2 separate regions of the Homo sapiens genome follow, and region 1 is linked to region 2. A link is a loop called in an ENCODE intact Hi-C map of the cell type or tissue named here. Cell type or tissue: GM12878. All regions are shown on one strand. Each heading gives the region's core, and the rest is flanking DNA. Links, peaks and the distances in the headings are about the cores only. Region 1 overlaps LOC105377296 (a long non-coding RNA gene). Region 2 has its middle 110 kb from the start of CXCL13.

Evidence for each region. Peaks named below come from ENCODE experiments on the same cell type or tissue, not always from the same donor. Only the 100,000 strongest peaks of a DNase experiment are listed, where the experiment ranks them.
Region 1: it touches region 2 in a loop (4-fold over the local background); 1 of 110 quality-filtered maps calls a loop at or near these places.

What each region holds. Positions count from the first base shown.
Region 1 is chr4:77,585,861-77,588,669 of GRCh38, forward strand. LOC105377296 (a long non-coding RNA gene) reads right to left here. Exons shown (of 7, transcript XR_938912.3): 4 at 1,841-2,661; 5 at 732-865. It also overlaps a transcript of CXCL13 not described here. Among named protein-coding and RNA genes, the nearest start is that of CXCL13, 19 kb to the right of the region's middle. In GM12878, for the core only: no CTCF peak of the experiment used is centred there; a DNase peak (open chromatin) is centred at 1,371.
Region 2 is chr4:77,492,331-77,495,139 of GRCh38, forward strand. No RefSeq gene overlaps it. Among named protein-coding and RNA genes, the nearest start is that of CXCL13, 110 kb to the right of the region's middle. In GM12878, for the core only: no CTCF peak of the experiment used is centred there; DNase peaks (open chromatin) are centred at 1,161 and 1,661; H3K27ac peaks cover 870 bases.

The sequences.
Region 1 (2,809 bases), core at 131-2,630, 94 kb after region 2:
AATCTACACTTGCTGGTTCTCCTGTGGACTTGGAATTTACCATCACAAAGATAATTCAGACCTAGCACTTCCCAGAGGTTGAGCCCCAGTACATTGATTGAGGAACTGTCAAAACAGGCTTGCAAAAATATAGTATATTTTGAGTGTTTACATTTAATAAATTAACACTTGTGAAACACTATAAACAATGCAACATAATTGTGTGATGACTTGTAAAAATTAATTCAGGCTGTGCAGTTTTATAATGGGGTAATTGTATAGTTGCATGAGAAAAAAGTCCTTTTCACATTTATCCTGAATCTCAGTGACCATATGCATAACCTCGTTTGAAGTTAAGGTGAAAGTCTAAATTTGACATATTTTGTGAATAAGAGGCCTGGACCAATGCCATCCTAGATAAGCTACTTGTTCTCCCTGTTCTCAAAGGGACACAATGAAATCACATGTAAAAAATATTTTTGAGTAACAAGATAATTGAATTTGGTGAGAGAGTGCTGTTCTTAAAATCGGTATGTTGGCAGGATGGTTCTTTCCATCTTTGCTGAAGTTTGCTATATCTCCGGTCCTAACGTTTTTGAGCAAAGTTTACTGCATATCTCTTGCCAGGTCAGCTGAATATGAACTTAAAGGGACCTAACAAAACAGGCAGTATGCATCGATGATTTAGAATTCCACTGTGCCCACGAGGACAAGTAAGAGCAAGCGCCTTGGGCAAAGGACATGGGTATTACCTCCATAACATGCTGTGCTAGGCTGCATATTCAGGACAGGATCTCTGACAGTGGAGAAATAACGACTTTCTGATGGACTGCTAGGGTGCCAGCATGGATTTTCCTGGCTTCAGTGGAATAACTCATTTTTCCATCTGTAAATAGAGTACTGAGACATTATCTTCATATATGCTTGATGTTAGTCAGGGGCACTTCGGGGTACAATTTTGAAGCTCTAGGGAAATTTTATAGCAAAGGTTAAAGTCCAGAGAGGAAAAGAGTCTAGATAGCAATTGAAAATTGGGCACAAATGAAGTATAGTTTGACCCCCACATCTCCTGCCTACAAACTGCAGACCCAGCTGCAGTAGGTGGTAGTGAAATAAGGGAAGTTCTAGGGGGGACTCCGTCCTCTTCAGCAAGTGACAGATGGTGTGAAACCACACGGTAGCTTGGCAGTATGGGGCGGCTGCTGCTTAGTCACTCCTAACTCAGGAACCTAGTATTGAAACTTGAACAGCCTTCCCTGTCTGGCTATAATGCAGCCCAGACATCCCTTGTCAACAAGTTAGTCAACAGTGCTCTGAACAATATCCGGTAAGTCTGATGTCTTACTTGCCGAACCAGTCAAAACAAGAAAAGTGGGCTCTGTTGGAACATTCCCTTTGGTTAACTGAAGATCTCTAGTTTCATTTCTCCCCACCACCATCCCCTTTGTTCATTCACTTGTGCATTCAGTCAGCAGAGGAGCCAGGGGGATATGACGAACTTTCACTGGTTATATACTATGTGCTGGTTACAGTTTAAGGAATACGAAGCTGTAAGGTTTGCTCTCTTTCTGCAGGAAGCTCACAGTCCAGCTAAGGAGACACGTGCAAAAATAAACAATGGTGATCCTTAGGGGTAGATACAATACTGGAGGTGGTACTTGGTACAATGGTGGCTCATAGGAGGGAGAGACAGAATTGCTTAATTGGATCCTTCACAAAAACTGATATTCATCATGATTCAACTTCCACTGTATGCCAGGTACAGTACCAAATATTTTACCTGTTTTATCTCATTTAATTCTCCATTGACTACCATTTCAAAGATTATTAAAACAAAGCTCCAGGAAAACAAGTAACATACCCAAGGCCATGAAACTAGTAAGAGGAAGAGCCAGGATTCAAGTCGAAGTCAGTCTGTCTTTTCAGTTCTCTGATGCTCCTCACCGAGTAATCCGTTGCAAGGATAACGAGCGTGAAACTGTCTGGTACGTTACCCTGCGAAGCAGGGTCATATAAGGGAATGGCGGCCATGGGGGCTGGCTTGAGCCAGAAACAACTCCTGCTCCTGGCTGCAGAGGGAACTGGATGGGGAGGCAGCCCTCACAAGTGACCAGCACTTGTCACTACCCTGTCCTTGCCTGCTTCTTTCAAGGGATGCAGGTTCCCACCTACTCAGCCTCATCCACACTCTTGAAGGGTGCTGATGTAGGGCACCAGTATCCATGGCCAAGGGGATTTTGATCTGGCTTCCTTTGCATATCTTGAATTTTTTTCTTTTCTGACCCTACAAAGGATTAAAAAAGGAAATGCCTCTTTCATTAAATATTATGACACCTACCTGAATTTTCCTGGAGGGCCATCCCCCCGTTCTCACCATTTAGTCTTCTTAGAAAAAGTTCTAGTGAACAATCAAATGTGATTGAGAATTTGGGTACATACTTTCTACCATTTCTTAACCCCATTACTGCCCCTGAGGCATAAGATAAACTATGACTAGAAAGAGTGGCCACGGTTGGGGTAGGCGGGGAAGTTGATTGGTCCTGACCCCCAGGGATTCAGGTGTGACACCTGTCCACCTTTGAGGATCACTATTCTGGCAGTTCAGTGTCATTGCTGCCTTCATATCTGTGTCAGCTTAGTTGTTCCTCTTTGTAGCACATCACTGACAATGCTTGGAGCCTGCTAAGAGAGCACAGCAGAAGAATTATTTTTAAATATGTAATTTTTTCTTATTTGTCCTTGGCATGTGTATTTGTCAACAGTGGAGCTTCTCTCCACAACTACCTACCTAGCTAATATTCTGTCTTTTGGATACTCAGTTCTCTCTAGC
Region 2 (2,809 bases), core at 131-2,630:
ATCTACCGCATACGACCTGAAACCACAACCAACTTTATACGAGCTGATCATGTTCCCCTGCAGGGCCTGGAGGACATTCTTTTTACCAAGGCAATAATGAATGTGCTGGTGACGGGACACCAGCATTGACAACAAGCTGTCCTCTGTGAGCTGGAACTGACAGTAGGAGATGTCATTATGGAATTGTGCTTTCTGAAAGAAATGTGGGTAATGATATCCCAGAAAAGCAGGGACCAAGAACCTTCAGAACAAGGTGGGCATAATGACCACGATGGGGAGTGAGGTCAGGTGACTCAGGGAGGCCTGACCCCTAGCGACTATGGAGATTGCTTAAAAAAAAAAATACGTGGTGTTTCTATGGGCAAGGGAGGACAAACACTGGATGCTCCTTAATATAGATAATAAAGAACAATCAGGAACACATGGGTAAAAATTTGATATCGGCTACCCCAGTAGGAAATCAGGATCTCTTTGCCACTCTTTTCATCATTTAATATTTTGGGGTCACTTGTACCCTGGTTAACTTAGGAGTTGGGTTTGTCTCCCCAAATAATAAGGGTTTTTTCCCTTGTATCAGGAATATGCAGTTGCTCCCAGATGAGCCCTCTTATGTTTCAATGGGTCCACATGCCAACAAGTGGGTCCTTTCCAGGTTGCCTTGGTGCTGCCAATCAACTTTCCTTTGTAGACTTTCCTACTCTATGAAACTAATTCTAATTATCCAATAGGTTAGAGGCACATTTGCTTATCTGCTGTTCTCCATAAGTCTTTGTGCATATAGACAATGCTTAGGGTGAAAATATATGGGGTAGAGACCATGGCTATGGAATATAAATGAAATCTTTAGTATTTAGTGATTTAAGCAAGGTTCCTTGTAGAAACTTTCAGTCTGACTGCATTACATCTGTTTTTTGGTGTTTAACATGTGTTCTTTTTGATGAGGATGTGGCCCCTGTGATTGGGGAAGGGGTGGCAATTATTGACGCACAAGGATGACTGTACAACCAGCAGTTGACAGACCATCATCTGAGCAGACTTGTATAATCCAAAATTTAGGGTCATTCCCTTTGTTTTTCTTACCAGAAAGTGAATTAGGCTTCCTGCTAACTGGTACCTTCAAGAGTCCCATTCCTGCTGGCAGACAGAAGGCATCCAAGGTCTGATTCAGCACATTTGTGGTCAGGACTTTGAATTAAATTAAGAACCTCCTTTTGAAATGGGGGTTAGAGGGGACTTCCAAATGCCTTGAAGTTGCTCAGTCTCCTAAGCTGATTATACTGTCCTCCCAAATATGTAAAAGAGGAACTAGGTTCATGCAAAAAGAGTGGGATTCCCCTTTTGGCTCATTGTGGATTTTTAAGTCTTTATTCTAAACATAATATCCTTTCTTCCCCAATTCTCCTCCTGTCTTAATCCTTCCTGCCTTTTTCCTCTTTTAAAATAAACAATGCAAGATTGCACTTATGGGCCTATCTCTGTCAAATAGTTAGATGACCCAAAACCATCCTGGTGTGGACAGTATCTTTCACTCATGTCCTTACCACTTGGTGTATTAGAAACAAGCTAAGGTGAAGGGTGAGAACATCCTAGAGTCCTGCTAGAAGTGCTCCATAGTCCTACAGAACTTGTTTTTGATAGATACTCTCAAAGAAGACTCTATTTCTGGCCAGTGGACTAGTCAGAAAACCACACTGAGAACCACAGAGAACAGTGCCCTTAGGCACTGTTGGCCTGAGGGCAGTTCAAGCTCTGACTCAACCATCTCCTCTTTTAAACAAGGATTCTGAGATCCTTGACCATAAATATAAAATGAAAGCTTAAGAAACATAGGTACCTTCATCCTGAGAGGGCTCAAAGAGTTTTCCTGAAGAAAGCCGCCTAGCTCCTGGAAAAGCTGAAAACTTGGCAGTAGATTTCCCTCTGCAAAGCTGTCTTGCAGGCTGCAAGCTTGTGTGTACTTGGATCTTCCTGTTGTGGCCCTGCTGACCTCTAGATCAAACAGATGTATGCCCAAACAAAAAGTCCCCAGCCACTCATTTCTAGGACATCATCCTCACCCAGAGGCTTCCGAGCACAACTGATCCAGGACATTGAGTAAGGACTTTTGTACCCTTCCCCAACACCCCTCCCCATGCCAACAAGTCCAATCTTTGGAAGAGAATTCTGTATACCCACACCAACAGGCTGCTCTGTAAGGTCCTTAGACTTTTAACCAAGTTGAGCCCCTATCTATATCACAAATATTTGCAAGTGTTTCTGTCTGGTTTTATGCCTCCAAAATTCCTGCAAAGAGGCCTACTTAATGATTTAGGAAGAGTTTTCTTTTCTTTTCTTTTTTTTGAGACAGAATCTCACTCTGTCGCCCAGCCTGGAGTGCAGTGGCACGATCTCGGTTCACTGCAAGGTCCACCTTCCAGATTCATGCCATTCTCCTGCCTCAGCCTCCCGAGTAGCTGGGACCACAGGCACCCGCCACCACACCTGGCTAGTTTTTTTGTATTTTTAGTAGAGACAGGGTTTCGTCATGTTGGCCAGGATGGTCTCGATCTCCCGACCTCGTGATCTGTCCTCCTTGGCTGCCCGAATTGCTGGGATTACAGGCGTGGGCCACCGCGCCCAGCCCAGGAAGAGCTTTCTCACAAGACAAAGTTTCCAAGCTGACACTTGGCCTGAAGAAGACTGCACGTTCAGTACTCACCGTCCAGTTCTATTCCCCCAGTCCCAAGGCATTCACTTGCTAAAAGAGTGACTATTTGCTAAAGTGAGAGTCTTCCCCTTTGATCTATTATATGAACATTTGTCCTCCAAT